Regions from separate parts of the Homo sapiens genome. Here region 2 is linked to region 1. A link is an interaction called in ENCODE POLR2A ChIA-PET data of the cell type or tissue named here. Cell type or tissue: CD4-positive, alpha-beta T cell. All regions are shown on one strand. Links, peaks and the distances in the headings refer to the core of each region. The heading gives the core; the rest is flanking DNA.

Region 1 (8,337 bases), core at 304-8,303:
GCTATGTTGCCAGGGCTGGTCTTGAACGCCCGGGCTCAAGCAATCCTCCTGCCTTGGCCTCTCAAAGTGCAGGGATTACAGGCATGAACCACCACGCCCAGCTAAATCATGCAATAAGAGCCATACAAATGTTAAAAAGCATCACGTATCTCATTTGACAGATGGGAATCTCAGGTCCAGAGATGTGATCTAGCTGGCCTAGCATGGTATGAGTGCTCTGAGTGGCGTGGCTGATTATCTGTTATTGTTGAGATAGAGGGTTGGGCTGGGAAAAACACAGAGTAAAGGTGAGAATGAAGGAGGAGCTGCCTGCAGTTTCAGGGAGAGAGGTCAGGACACAGAAAAGAGATATAAAATGTTCAAGTGAGGGAGGGACCTCACCTCTTGTCATATGGAGATGCAAAATGAAAGAAAGTCAAAGAGAAGGCAGTGACTCCTTCAACTGTGCTTGTGAATAAGTCAGAGGTTTTAGAAGTCAGCCAATCCCCCATTCAAGAAAAGGCCCAGGAACTCAGCACTGGGCAGGATGTCCACAAGAAAAGGCACCACAACTTTGGCAAATGGTCCCTTATGTCAAACTGGAGCTGTAGAGATCAACCCTCTGTAAAGCCCATGAAAGTGCCACCTACAAATTACCAGATCACCCAAGACTTGCACTGGCCTCCAGCACCTCAGCCACTTAAACTGGACCTTGTTCAGACCAAGGCCAAACAAGGATAGAAGCCAAGCCTGTTGGTGTCGGCCAAGAAGAAAGCTGCTGCCCAGGATGTCTCCTCCCACCCCACCGTGTGGCTAGAGACCACTGGTCCTTCAGCCAGGGTCGGTTGTCACTTGGGGTAGAAGAAGAGGCTCACTTGGAGCTGACTGCACTTGATGTGGATCCCACCAAGCAGGTCTTCTTCCTGCCTGCCCACCTTGGGCCACACAATGAACTCCGGCTACTGTATCATCAAGGGAAAGCCAGCTGGGATGGCTGGTCCCTGAAAGGACCTGTCACAGCACTGCCTTCACACAGGCACCAGGGGAGCAGCAGAGCTTGGGAAAGCTGGTGGGAACCATCAGGACCAAGACCATGACATGAGATCTGCCATCGCCGGGAAGCCACACCCCGGGTCCCTCCCAAATCTGTGGCTTGCACTGCCAAGCTAGAATAGACAAAGGCTAAAGAATGTGCCCCCAGACTGGCATAAATGTATATGGCAATTCTTCAGAACATAAAATTCCCCATGGGAGTTGGATGGGGAGCTTTCTGTTGTAAAAAGAGTCCCCAAGGTTCCAGTTTTCTTCTGCTCTTCTGGAACTTCATATCCTCCTGGTTATTCCTTCCAGCCCAGATCCAGGAAAGACCGACGTGGGAGGAGGATGGTCTTGGCAGGGAGCGGCTGAGGTTTTGCAGATTACCCATGGCAGAGTGACTATGAGGGTAGGGCTCAGGTGCATGGGGGCAGGAGCAGGTCAGGCCAATGTCAGGGCCAGAGGCATTCCACGAGCTCTTGGTCCCTTCTGCACGTTGGTTATCACAGATGGCACCCCCAGGCCCTTCCCCTCAGGGGTGCCCCCAGTGAGGGGCAGAGCGGGCTGATCAGACACTGCAGATGAAAACATCCTCTAGTGGCCCATGCAGTTTCCCAGGGGTCAAAGAGGTGCAGTTAGAGTGAGCTTAGAAGAGCCTCTCCTTGGCTTAAACATTCCTCTGCCCCTTATTTTCTTAACCACAGAACCTCCTCCTGGGGTCACTTTCAGCCCATACCTCCTGGAGTTACTTCTATCCGGATCCCAGGTCCCCAGTGAGGGGGCCCCTGGGCTGATAATCTTCACACAGCCAGCACCAGCACAGAGCCTGGCATGGAGCAGGTGCTCCCTAACACTAATCCCAAGATGCATGGCTGGAGAGATGGAAGGATGTGGCTGCAGAGAATGAATATGAATCTGCAAATACTGCACGCTGGGGCTAGTGGTCACAGGTATTGTGATCCCTCCTGAGGATCAGAGCATCAGTTCTGCTATTTTAGGTGGTAATTGCAAATTGTTTGGTGCTCTCTGGACCAGCTGCCAGCTGCCATCTGAAAAGGGGACAGAAGTAGCCAAAGATTTTCAAATAAGAGAATTGACTTCGGAAAGCCCTAAGAAAATTCTCTCCACCTTCCTCTTTGGCCAGCTTCTGTATTCTGTGGGTAAAGGCATAAAGAAGGCAGGTGAAACAAAGCTGTAATCACCCCAGAAAAATTGAAATGGGAGAGAAAAGAGTAGGTCTATGATAAAATTTTGGTTACCTTTTCATTGTAGAAAATTTCAAACATACACAAAAGTAGAGAGAATGGTTTACTGAACCCCGAAGAATCCATTACCCATCTTCAGCCAACAATGATGACTAATCTTGTTGCATTTTGATATGGTTTGGTTCTGTGTCCCCACCCAAATCTCATGTTCAATTGTAATCCCAGATGTTGAAGGTGGGGCCTGGTGGGAGGTGACTGGATCATGTGGGTGGTTTTTAATGGTTTAGCACCATCCCCCAGTACTACTCTCGTGACAGAGTTCTCACGAGATCTGGCTGTTTAAAAGTGTGTAGCACCTCCCTGCTCCCACTCTAACTCCTGCTCTGGCCATGAAAGACATGTCTGCTTCCCCTTTGCCTTCTGCCACGACTGTAAGTTTTCTGAGGCCTCCACAGCCATGTTTCCTATGCAGCCTGTGGAACCATGAGCCAATTAAAGCTCTTTTCTTTATAAATTACCCAGTTTCAGGTAGTTCTTTTTTTTTTTTTTGAGACGGAGTCTCACACTGTGTCCCAGGCTGGAGTGCAGTGGTGCGACCTTGGCTCACTGCAACCTCTGCCTTCTGGGTTCAAGCGATTCTCCTGCCTCAGCTTCCCAAGCATCTGGGATTACAGGTGCCCGCCACCACACCTGGCTAATTTTTGTATTTTTAGTTTAGGTTTCACCATGTTGGTCAGGCTGCTCTTGAACCCCTGACCTCAAGTGATCCGCCCACCTCGGCCTCCCAAAGTGCTGGGATTACAGGCGTGAGCCACCACGGCCTGGCCTCAGGCAGTTCTTTAAAGCAGTGTGAGAACGGACTAATACACATCTGTACTCACCACCCTCCTTCCCCACCCCCTATATTATTTTGAAGCAAACGTCAGACATTGTTATCTTTACATCCATTCTGTGATGACAATGATTCCGCTCAACAGCCCCACAAGGGACCAACTACAGTGCTCAGAGTTAACACATCTTGCTGCTTTTAAGACAAGGGTGAGATTCCAAGCCCCATGCAGTCCTAGAAAAGTGCTGGCATATTAAGAGGGAGGCACCACCACTAGGAATCTCAACCCAGGAAGAGCAGCCCCAGCCCTGCCCGCACCTGGCTAGGTCACCCTGGGTCAAGGCTTATTGCCGATGGGAAACTCACTTTCTCCACCAGTGAAGGTGGGTTAATGAGGCCCATCTGGCATCCACCAAAAGCCTCAGGGCATGGCAGGCTACACCCGTAAAAGTCACAGAGTGCTTGGCCAACATGAAGGGAGCTGCTGGAAAGTTTCATGCCCTCTGACAACTCCACACCTGTTTTACACACTTCAAGAGTCCTGGGAAGACACTGAAACCTTCTAGATGAGCCCAGAACTCATCTGAGCCAGATCCTGTCAAGGCAGCCCTGACTGTTTCAACATTACCAGGCTTTCTAGGCTCGACATCATCACTCACCCGACTCCTGCCTGGAAGCTCTGTCTCTCTTTAGCTAATTCTCCCCTTCTTCAAGGCCTTGTTTAGGAATCTCTTCCCTTTTTCACACCCCTCAGTCACACTGCCTTTTGCCATGGAACTTCTGGTAGCTCCTGTACTTATGCACTCATGTTTAAATCTTGTGTAATTTTGCACAAGAATAATTTGTCTCCCAGTTGGAGAGTGAACTCTTCCCAACTGAGAACCATGTCTTGTATTGCTTTGTAACTATCAGCACATAGAGAAGACTCTCAATCATCTTCCCAACTGAGAGCACCATGGACCATTCACAAGACTGCTTCCCAGGGCCAGAAGCCCTCTCTGTAGCGAGGAGGCTGGCAAGACCAATGGCTCTGAAACCAGACCCTCTGCCCTCAAAAGCACCTGGGAGTCTCATTCCCACCCGAAGCCTATTGAAGAGAATCTCTGGGCAAGAGGACTCCCCCCACAAAAAATCCCCTGATGACCCTCTGATGAAGTGACTGGGAGACACTGGTTTAAATTATTCCAAGTTCACTTCTGCATCAGAGAGATTATGATTCCATACTTATTGACGAAGTTTCCATAGAACAACCCAGAATATATTCCAATCATCTTGTCCAGGTCTGCAGGAAGAAGGCTACTCACTTTTTGTTGTTCCTTCAGATTTTCTCTTTCTTATTCATTTTGCATATTTATTAAACATCTATCATGTGAAAGGTTCTGCCTCAAATAAGCTGAGGAACTCCCTTGCCACAGGAAGTATATGGGGAGATAAGATATGTGCATGAAGAAATATTCAAGAGAGGAAATGAAAAATACCTTAAAATCTCTCCCTTCTCTCCCTATACTTTACCTGGTGAGCAAAAGATAAAGTTAGAGGAGAAAGAGCAATCAGAATTTCTCCCCACCTCTGCAAACCCTGGTGGGACCTCATATGCAGCCCCTTTGGCCCAGAGACACACATGGATACAGTGTTTGCCCTCTACCTTCCCGGTAGCCACTCTCCCTCCTCCTGATAGCAGCTGTTCCTCCCTCATCTTGCTCCAGAGCTCTAGGTGGGTCTCTGTCCCAGCTCTGAGGATGTAGCAGATGACACAGGTCCAGCCAATCACAGCATGGCCTAGCCCTGGCCAGAGATCAATTCAGGAATGTGCACCTGTGCTAAGCTAGTCCAGTCAGAGCGACTCTCTCTCAAAAGTCTCAGGACTTTTGTGGGAGCTTCTAGGAAAAAACTCTGGCTTTCTCTTGTTGAAGGAAAGGGAAGGGGGAGAAAGAGCTGCTGAGGTCACTGTAGCCATCATGCCACCTAGAGGAGAGAGCCTGGGCTGCTACGGCCCATCCCAGGGAGCCCCCAGTAAACAAAGCCAAAAGAGCAGAAGGCAGCGTGGAGAGAAACCAAGTCCTAATGAGGGTCTCTGGGTCCTGAATCCAGCCGCACCTGCAGCCAGATCTACTCCTGGACGTTTCATTTACATGCATCCATAAATTCTTTTTTTTTTTTTTTTTTTTTTTTTTTGCTTAAGCCAACAGGCTTAATGGAGATGAATTTCTGTTACGTGCAGACAGAGTGGCAGCTGATTCATATCAACATAGGGACCATAAAGCATGCATTACTATGTAGTTGAGACATACATTAAGTTGTTTTCACATCTGTTATTCCATGCGACCTTCACAATGCCTTAAGAGGGAATATGGCAGCTTGGGGAGCAGAAAAGCCCTGCTAAAGATCAGAAAATAATGTGTTCTGCGCCCTTTCTATTCAAAGTGTTCTCCGAGGACCACCAGCAGCAGCATCTCCTGGGACCTCGTTAGAAATACGCAATAACAGCACTACCCTAGATATGCTGAATCAAAGTGAGTTTTCACAACATCACCAAGTGATCTGTATGCACACTGAAGCTTGAGAAGCTCTGTTAGAATACTATCTCTGCGGCTTCTTGGCTGGGTGACTATAAGCAAATTACCTGATTTCTCAGGTTTTTTTCACATAGACAACAGAGATCATGATAACACACTATAACAATGCAGCTTTAGTGCAAAACCAAAACAGCACTAAGTTTTAATCATAGCTCTTCCAGTAGCTAAGTACAATCCTGGGCAAGTTCCTGAATTTCTATTAGCTTCAGATTCCTCATCTGTAAAACTGAGATAATAATACCTGTCTAACAGGACTGATGTCAGGATTAAATAATGTATGTAAACTTCTTTGCCCCAGAGTACCGGGACTCAATTAAAGGTATACATTATTGTTATTGTTGTACTCTTATAATTACTGCTATTATACACCCTACACACTTCACAGGGTACAGTGATTACGAGACTGAAAAGATAATGTATGAAAAAAAATACTTAAAGCCAAATAACTCAAAGTATAGTCCTTTCCTGATCTGTAAACTGAGGTTCACAGAGGTTAAGCAACTTTTCTAAGCTCACTAAAGCAGGAAGCGGTAGAGCCCAGGCTGACATCACCATCTTCCAATCTAGGATAGGTCACATGGTTGTCAGTGGTTCTTTGTTTATTTGCTTTTTCTCCCACCAGACTGAGCTCCTCGCCAGCTTGCTACTTCTCCCTCCATGGCACCTGGCCCAGTTCCACCCACGGTGAGCACTCAGTGCACATTTGCTGAAAGCAAAACTCGACCATCTGACCTCTTTAACCCATGTTTTTTGCACCACCCCAAACTATCTCCCTCAGGAAGGTATTGCTATGCTTTGGTACTTTAATTTAAGAAGCCAATTACTGCCGTTAATCCTAATTAGAAACTTATGACAACATCTCATTTGGAGACCAAAGCTCTACTGGGAACTTAGTGTAGAAATTCAATTCCAGCCCCCAGGGAAGAATCCAGGAGACCAGGAACTTTGGTTGGATATAGAATGGGGTGGGATGCTTACTTGTCTGAAAGAAGCAATATACTTTTATTAGGAAAAAAAAAAAAAAAAAAGCCAGGTTCTGCCTGAAGGAGAACTGTTAGTAAAGGAATTTCAGAGGCAATGATGCAAGCAAAGCAGATTCAGGACTCTGGAAGCTGGTTGACACAGTGCCCATCTACATATGGAGACTTGTCAGAATGCCAGTCCTAGCCAGAAACATCCACTAAGCCTTTGTCTTCTAACTTCAACCTTGAAGGTGGATTAAGGCCTGTGGGTCTTAGACAAAATGGACCCTAAGTCAATGTGGAATGAGCTAAAGTGAACGGGAAAATCCCTATTAAATGGAACAGTAGAAAGCACAAAATAAGAGGGTAGATTCAAACACTAATACAGCATTAATTACAAGAAATCCAAATAGACTACGTGCTCCAGTTAAGAGAACTCCTGCAAACCAATAAGAAGACACAATGCAAAAGAAAAGCATGGGCAGATGACCTGAAAAGAAACAGCCCATCAGAGAAGATCCAGATGGAACAGCCAACAAACAGATGAAAAAGTGCTCAATCTCCATGCGCAATTAGGGGAATAAAATATAAAACTGTGATAAACTGGCCAGGCACGGTGGTTCACGCTTGTAATCCCAGCACTTTGGGAGGCTGAGGCGGGCAGATCATAAGGTCAGGATATTGAGACCATCCTGGCCAATATGGCGAAACCCTGTCTCTATTAAAATACAAAAAAAAAAAAAAAAAAAGTAGCCAGGCATGGTGGTGTGTGCCTGTAGTCCCAGCTACTCGGGAGGTGGGGAAGGAGAATTGCTTGAACCTGGGAGGTGGAGATTGCAGTGAGCCAAAATTGCACCACTGCGCTCCAGCCTGGTGACAGAGCAAGACTCCGTCTCAAAAACAAAACAAAACAAAACTGTGATAAACCATGATACTCTCCCACGACAGGCAAAAATTTAAAAGTTGGACAAGACAATGTGTTAGCAAGAATGTGGACCATTGAAAACTTTTTTTTTTTTTTTGAGACGGAGTTTCACTTTTGTTGCCCAGGCTAGAGTGCAGTGGCACAATCTTGGCTCACTGCAACCTCTGCCTCCCAGGTTAAAGCGATTCTCCTGCCTCAGCCTCCCGAGTAGCTGAGATTACAGGCGCCTGCCACCACGCCTGGCTAATTTTTGTATTTTTAGTAGAGACGGGGTTTCACCATGTTGGCCAGGCTGCTCTTGAACCCCTGACCTCGTGATCCACCCACCTTGGTCTCCCAAAGTGCTGGGATTACAGGGGTGAGCCACCACGCCCGGCCGAAAACTCTAATACACTACTAGTAGGAGTATAAATTTGAGACAACTAATTTTGGAAAGAGCTTGCTATCATCTAGGAAAGTTGAGGTAAGCATGCCTTATGATGCAGCTATCTCAATCTTAGTTATGTATGTACCTCTAGTTATATGCTCAAGTGCATATATACCAGGATGACATGTTTGAGAAGGTTCAGATTAGCCTTGTCCCTAAAACAACTCAAATGTCCATCAACAGTAGAATGGATAAACTGTATAGCCATACAATGGAAATGTATATAACAATGAAAATAAATAGACATGCCCAACAACATGGATGGCATCATGTTGAATGAAAGAAGCAAGATCTGTAAGAACACAGCATAATTCCATTTATATAAAGTTCAAAAACAGGCAAAACTAAACCATAATGTTTAGGGAGGCATATACAGGTGATAGAACTATAAGGAAAAGC
Region 2 (8,337 bases), core at 28-8,027, 89 kb before region 1:
AACAGAGTCACATTAAAAAAAGTTGACTCAAACTAAAACATTTTATTTAGAAATTTAAAATTATTTCTAATTAATTTCTAATTATTATTTGTAAGCTTAACAGTAAGCCAAATAGGAAACACTAACATAATTCAGAATTATGCAAACTGGAGCTGTGCAACCTATCAAAATATCCATGTTTGGCAATTTAAAAAAAAATGTTTTATCAACTGTAGAAAAGCCATAACTTGAATGTGGAAAAAAATCAGAATTACAGCCTATGCCCCATTTTGGGATTCGTGCTTTGTCAAACTCAAGAAGCCCTGCTCTATAATGTAACCACACTCTTACCTACATGTAGTGGCAATAGCCCAGAAGGAACAGCTGGCCAGTGGCCTAAAGCAGTAAGTGGGAAATAGAACTTAGGCAACATTAGCCCTTACTCTCTGACCCCAGGCCAATAGGCACAAGCATGCAAAACCACACACAAATGTGCACCTTACCCAAATAGGCTAAAAGATGAAGGACCCAAGTCAAAGCTGTATGGTATGTATACACAGAAAGTTTATTGCCTCATGTGACCCTTGAGAATAAAGCCACACAGAAACAATCAGACTTTCAAACAGAGGCTGAAAAACTTTCAAAAAGCCAATGCCAGGGTACTGGCCCCTTTTCATATTAAGTCTAAGTGGAAAACAGCTACATCATCTTGAACATAAAGGCTTCAGACTGTATGAGACCAAGGTAGGGAATGAAAAAGCAGTCAATAATAAGAAGGCCAAAGTTCAGAGTTTTTACTGATGTATATCACTTGGCACATCCATACATAAATCCTGCCATCACCAAGCTAACGTCTGTATTTCCAAACATTTCTAGTAAAGCTATTAAACTATCTTTCATCACTTTCTTTTCCCTCTCTTTTAATGGCTTCTAAAATTCTAAAGCAAAGGCCCCTACCAGGAAATATTTTTCTGACTTTTAATTCTTACAATGCACTTAAAAATATCAAAGCTTAAGAAATTTTCCAGATAAAAAATTATAAGAACTTAAGATTATATAAAACTGACCCACACAAGCAAAAAGTTTAGCTATTACTAAACATTTATATTATTACATTATAAGCTTCATTATTAGCTTTAACAACAACAAAAAAACTTACCAACTAGTAGCAAAAATATTAATAGCTCCAAGGAAAATCACCCACACACATACACTTTCCAGTGAGAACATCCTCCACACACCCCCCAACACACACACTTTCTAGTGAGAACATCCAATTAGCCCTAATTCTCCAACCTGTAAAGAAGTCAAGGAAGCCACATCCAGTACAGGTAAGAGCCTAGATCTTTGAAGCCAGAAAAGTCCTGAATTCATACTTGGCTTCTACCATGTACTAGCCATGTGACCTTAGAAAAAGTACATTATACCTCCCTAAGCCTCAATTTTCTCATCTTATCACTGATAATACCTACTCTAAACACTGAAACTACTTACAACAAAGGACCTGCTCCACAAGATTAGTTTCTTTCAAATAAACTAGGACTTCATGAGGCAGTCCTGTACAGATTTACAAGGGGGCTAAAACAAGCTTCGCCCTTCTTTCTCCATGAACTCACAAGAGTCACGTTCTTCAGTGACTTCAGGGAACGATAAACTAACTTAGCAGTTAACCTTCCCAAAGATCTCATCCACTATTTTACATTGAGAAAGTAGTATTTAAATAAAGTACCTTGAAGGACAAAGATCTCTGAGTTGTTTGGAAATTATTCCAGCCTGAAAACATTCTTCTACAAACCGCTCCAGCACAGAGTATGAATGTGGGACATCCAGATTAATGTCCGGAATTTCATTGTAAATTCTCTCATAACCCTACAACAATGAAATTACATGCAGAATTGTTAGCCCATATAAAATAAATGTCATAAAACACAATCCATCACTATGTCATCAATTTGTATTTAAGGCCAAATATTCAAATGGTTAAACTGAAGTCAGATTTGAATCGTGAGAAGCACAGAAAGTAGATTTGTTACAGTGTTTTACAACTGTTCTCTTTTATTAGAGTCAGGAAATAACAGACATTGGCAAGGTTGAGGAGAAAAGGGAAGGTTTATACGCTGTTGGTGGGAATGCAAATTAGTTCAGCCCCTGTAGAAAGTGGTTCGGAGATTTCTCAAAGAACTCAACATAGAATTACCGTTCAACCCGACAATCCCATTACTGGGTGTATACCCAAAGGAAAATAAATCATTCTACCAAAATGACACCTGCATTTGTATATTTATCGGGTACTATTCACAACAGCAAAGACATGGCATCAATCCAAGTGCCCATCAATGGTGGATTAGACAAAGAAAATGTGGTACATATACGCCCATGGAATGCTACATAGCCATAAAAAAGAACAAAATCATGTCCTTTGCAGCAACGTGGATGCAGCTGGAGGCCATTATCCTAAGAAAATTATCACAAACATAAAACCAAATAATGCATGGTCTCACTTGTAAGTGAGAGCTAAACATTGGGTACACACAGACATGAAGATGGGAACAATAAACATTGGGAATTTCAAAAGTGGGGAGGTAGGAAAGAGGACAAGAGTTGAAAAATTACCTATCAGGTACTATATTTACTACCTGAGGGACAGGATCATTAATTAGAAGCCCAAACCTCAGCATCACACAAAACACCCATCTAACAAACCTGTACATATACCCCTCTGATATCTAAAATTAAAAATATAAATAAAAAAATAAGTAAAACTGGTTACATAGCTAAAAAATTTTTTTTAAATACTGTTCTCTTAAAAGAGCTGTAAGCAGACATCAGACATTGGGCAAACTCCTTTCCCATCTACTTCTCTATTTACACTTACTACCTTTTTAAAAAAATACAAGGCAAACAAAAACCTCACAAACATTTAAAACAATAATCATAAAATTTTTAATAGGAAAAAAGTACTTTATAATTTGTTAAAAGTTAAAGGTTCATGTTTCTCTCTAGATATAAAATAGAAATTGTCACATCTTAGAAACCGAACCCTTGAGGTAGAATACATAATTACATTTGTTAAAGTAGGTAAAAAAAAAAAAAAAAACACTGCAGTGTTACTTTCCAAAAAATGGTTGCAAAAGGTTCAAACCTCAAACATTACCATTAAGAAAAAACAAAACATATAGGCATATTAACACTAAACATACCTAAAGAAAATTTCACTGACAATTCATAATCTGTATTCAATCATATATTTAAGACATAATCCTACAAGTTGTTCAAAAACAATGTTATACTTACTCTTTTCATTTGGTCTACAGTAATGGTAGAAGACTTCCAAAGGGACTTTAATAAATCCAAAATCATCTTAAATGTACTTTCTCCAGTTGACTCTAAAACCATTATAATAGCCTAAAAATTGAATCAATGAGTGAATTTTTGGTTAATTCATATATGAAACTGCTCCTAAAATGCACCTAGATGCCTTCTGTAATCGTAGAAATTTAATAACCACTTCCTCCTTTGATATTAAAAAAAGGATGTACATTATTTAAAAAGCATAAGTCGCTACAGTACAAAAAGGAACACTTAATAATTATCTTTGACATGGCAAGGTAATCTTACTTCATATACAAGCTCATGGTGAAAATGAGGTACTTCCAGTTCCTTAAGGCAATGTTCAGCTTCAGATATGTCTCCAGAGAGTAAATATTCTTTCAGCAGCATATCAATCTATTAGATTTAAAAGTTGAGATGTGTCAGAATTCCTAACTTTTAAAATATCGTGCTTGCCTACAGGATTATTTGCCCTCATTCCAATATAATGAAATAGTGGGTAACAAACAGCTAATAACATATACATTGGATGTGGTACTATTACAACAGAATTTTTCATAATTAAAAAATAAATCCCCAATTTTTAAATGGTTCATAATTATGATTCAAATGCAATGCTTCAGTGTGTCTGAATCACTGAGAACTACGAATAGGTTTATAATGCATGCGTCCTGGGTTGTGACCATAATGCTCTAGTGTGCCACTAAAAATAAGGGATTTTAAATACCACTAGAGGGCACTAACAAAGTTTCAACATAAAGTGGCACAAAATATTTCACTTCTATCAAGACGCTCTTAATAGTGCACTGAGAGCCAAAAAATGAGAGATGATAATGGGGCATTACTAGAGAGGGCAAAGATTTCCACATAGTTTCTCTTTTCTCTACAACTGAGAATTTGAAACTCATTATCTAAAATGTTCAATAATTCAGTTTCCAGCTGTAGCTAAAGAGACAAGTCTTGATTTTCCCGCTCAAACTTGAACATCTCAAAAAAGTGGGAGAACTTTTTCAGCACAAGAGTTTCAACTAGGAATATTTTTCCCTATATGTTATTTGTTAAAATCCCCTTTGTATTTGGTGGGCACATATCTAGTTGCCTGAATGTTGAATGTTGGCTGACTGAATTTAAAAAATCATATTTAAGTATCCTTCCAACTTCTATAAGATATTTTCATAAAAGGTAAAGTAAAATTTAATTGCTGTCATGCTTTAGGATATAATATTTACATGTAAGTAAATATGTATTTAAATATTTACATGTAAGTAAATATTTAAAGCATAGCATTTGAGTATTTTTACAATTACAAACTAATGCATAGTCATGCATCGTTTAACAGGGATACATTCTGAAAAGTGTGTTAGATGACTCTGTCATGGTGCAAACATCATAGAGTATACTCACAAAAACCTAGATGGTATAGCCTACTACACACCAGTGCTATATGGTATAGCCTATTGCTCCTAGGCTACAAATCTGTACAGCAGGTCACTATATTGAATAATATAGGCAATTGGAACACAATGGTATTTGTGTATCTAAACATAGAAAAGGTACAATAAAAAACAGTGTAAATGATTTTTAAAATGATACACCTGTATAGAGCACTCAATATGAATAGAGCTTTCAGGATGGAAGTTACTCTGGGTGATTCAATGAGTGAGTGGTTAGTGAATGTAAAGGCCTAAGACATTACCCATACACTGGCTATGCACTTTATAAACACTGTATACTTAGGCTACATTAAATTTATGAAAAAATAAAGTAACTGTGCTACAACATTACAACTGCCTCCATATCACTCAACGATAGGAATTTTTCAGCTCCGTTATAACCTTATGGGACCACCACCATCCCACACAGTCCATCACTGACCAAAACATCATAATGTGGCACGTGACTGTACTTGTTATTCAAATTATATTACTTACTTTTAACATTTGTTACATAACTTTAGAAGTATTAAAAATATCCCCCATCAAATTCCATGCACTTCTGAGAATGATAAATTACAAATACATTTATACATTTCTAAAAGTCTTCTTTGATCCAACCCTTCCATGTAAGCAAATATCCAAATAATGTCAACCTCAAACTCATATACTGGCAGTTTTATTTCCATTTTTATCTTGTCAATTTTCTTTATTGAGAGAGAATTCACACACCATAAAACAGCTTGTCCAGTTTCCAAAAATATTAATTTTGGAGAGTATTACCATCTTAACAATATTAAGTATCCTCATCCATAACCATGGGATATCATTCTATTTATTTAGGTCTTCCTTAATTTCTTTCAACCTGTTTTGCAGTTTTCAGTGTACAAGACTTGCATTTGTCTTGTTAAATTTATTCCTAAGTATTTTATTTTTGATGCTATCACAAATGCAATAATTGCATTTCAGATCATTCATTTCTACTGTATAGAGAATTGAATTTTGTGTACTGATCTTTTATCTTGCAACCTTTCTGAACTCATTTTTTAGTTAATAGTTTGGTTTCAGTTTTGGGGAGTTAAAAAATGTGGATTCATTCAAATTTTCTGTATACAGATCATGTTATCTGGGAATACAACTAGTTTTATCTCCTCCTTTCCAATCTGGATGCCTTTTATCTTTCCTGCCTAATTGCCCTGGCATCTTGACTATTTTTATACCTCAATTTTTCTAATAATTGTTTAATTTTTAAAAAACAGATACTGCAATCACGACATTACAAACACTGACTCATCTATTTTAACATATATAAAAGCAAAAACAGTCAAGGCTCTAACTACAATTTGAACTCCTTAACACTTAAGCTAGATACACATACACAAACACACACACACACCTCATTAAAAGACTTACTAAAAATCAAAATTGTAGTTACATGAAAAGATTATACTCAAAAATCAGAAGCACATGAACTACAAATCTTCTAGTTGCATGCCTTTTCTTAAAGAGATCTGCAGATAAGGAGTTTTTTCTGTTTTTTGGTTTCTTGTTATAGGACACCACATTGCAGCCAGAAAAAAAAAAAATCCATAGGGAATAAATCTGGCATTTTAATGCAATAAATCGCTTTTTTTTTTTTTTTTTTTTGAGACAGAGTCTTGCTCTGTCACCCATGCTGGAGTGCAGTGGTGTGATCTCAGCTCACTGCAACCTCCTCCTCCTGGGTTCAAGCAATACTGGTGCCTCAGCCTCCCGAGTAGCTGGGATTACAGGTGCGCACCACCATGCCTGGCTAATTATTATGTATTTTTAGTAGAAACGGGGTTTCACCATGTTGACCAGGCTGGTCTCAAACTCCTGGCCTCAAGCAATCCACCCGCCTCAGCCTCTCAAAGTGCTGGGATTACAATCAATTTTCTTTTAAAACATGCATATGGGTAGTGAATGTCCTCACAAAAATCTAACACTCTGATCTGCTCTAGTGCTCATAATTCATAACTCATTATTTAAGACTATCTAGTTTTAAATTGCTCATATAAAAGCGTATTTATTGAATAGCTAAAACACAGAAAATCTCATTTCAACAGCATTTGAAAATTATTAAATAATACTATAAGAAAAAGATTTCAGGCATTCCTTTGAAGTTCATAGATGGCTTGCTTATAATTATTCATGAAAGCCATTTTAACAGACTCATTTTTTAATCATATAATTTATAATAAAAGGTTATAAAGCCACATATTAAAAAAATTATTTCATTTTCCAATTGCAGCTGTAAGACCGAACTTAATTTTTGTCCATAAAAATACCAGCTAGTAGCCACAATTTATTTCACTCAGAGGAATACATATAAATTAAGTTAAAAACAATACCCAATCATTACCTCTTTAACAAGGTGATTGACAGATTGCTGCCCACCTCCAGAGCCCCACACACTATCTTTACGCTTTCCACCTTTAGACATACTCAGAAGCACGGTAGCCTTATCCAGAGCAGCTCTACAGAGAAAGAAAAAAATTTAAGTTTGATAGCTGGACATACCTAAAGTTTACTAAATTAGGGATAAAGCTGACAAAATCCTATATGCCCTAAATCTTTCACATAACATAAAAGCAAAATAAAATTCAAAACACTTTTTCAAAACAAAAAGGAGCAAAAAGAAGTTGATCCTCATGTTAATATTCTCATGCTCTATTTCATTTCTCATTCAAGAAAAATCAAAACACATTACAAAATAACTGATCTACACTGAGAAGAAACACTTCACATATAATTAACTTTCACCTAGATCCATGCCTTCCTACCCAGGGACACCATTCCACTATGATGTGAAGTAGCCCTAGAAAATTAAGTTAATATATAGACCTGAGGAAAACTAAGACATGGCTGAGTCCAAGTCTCCAAGAAGTTAAGAAAAATCAAATAGCATAACTCCCAAATATCACATTTAGTTATACCAAATATCATATTAATTATACTAAATCACAAGAGTGAAAAAGATACTTTCTGACTAAGATTTCTACAGTAGATAAATACAAAATAAAACTATAAATCAGGCCTCTCTTCTTAAGGTTATCCATCTTATTAGAATATTAAACTATTACACAATGCTAGAACCTGAAAACAGAACTTAAAGATCTGTCCAATGGTTTTGTTTCATAAATAAAGAAACTGAGGCCCAAAGAAGAGTGGCTTGACATGAAGGTAATTAATGATTTAGCTAAACTCCAGAACTTTTCCATTATAGTACTGTCCTCTTCCTGGTATATCATGCCAATAGTCTCTCCATTTTAACAGTGGAGAATATAGAGAAGTGACAAACAGATGTACAGAGTGTCTGATTAACACAAGTGTCATTTCAATAGGATCCTGTAGAATTTTCCCCTATTTTGAAATTCTAAGTAGGAAAAGTGATTTACTTACCTAGCCTGCACACAATCTACAGTTCCTTTGTAACTATCAATATAGGTATTACATAAAATTCCATCTCCAACAGCTCTAGCAATAAACTGGCCCACCAACTGTAAAAAGGAAAAAAAAAAGAGCTATAAAAAAAGTTAAATAACTTTTATAGGTCACAATTTCTAAATACATA

Evidence for each region. Peaks named below come from ENCODE experiments on the same cell type or tissue, not always from the same donor. Only the 100,000 strongest peaks of a DNase experiment are listed, where the experiment ranks them.
Region 2: POLR2A ChIA-PET joins it to region 1 with 13 read pairs; 10 of 35 experiments call an interaction of 5 or more read pairs at or near these places.

The regions. Positions count from the first base shown.
Region 1 is chr10:110,800,699-110,809,035 of GRCh38, reverse strand. The region is part of intron 7 of RBM20 (RNA binding motif protein 20); the gene reads right to left. Among named protein-coding and RNA genes, the nearest start is that of PDCD4-AS1, 66 kb to the left of the region's middle. In CD4-positive, alpha-beta T cell, for the core only: CTCF peaks have their summits at 4,810 and 5,021 (motif pointing left); DNase peaks (open chromatin) are centred at 5,015 and 6,215; H3K27ac peaks cover 2,050 bases.
Region 2 is chr10:110,889,459-110,897,795 of GRCh38, reverse strand. PDCD4 (programmed cell death 4) reads right to left here. Exons shown (of 12, transcript NM_014456.5): 7 at 8,166-8,263; 8 at 7,126-7,240; 9 at 3,598-3,705; 10 at 3,274-3,384; 11 at 1,709-1,848. Among named protein-coding and RNA genes, the nearest start is that of MIR4680, 4.5 kb to the left of the region's middle. In CD4-positive, alpha-beta T cell, for the core only: CTCF peaks have their summits at 3,807 and 4,009 (motif pointing right); a DNase peak (open chromatin) is centred at 4,035; H3K27ac peaks cover 1 bases.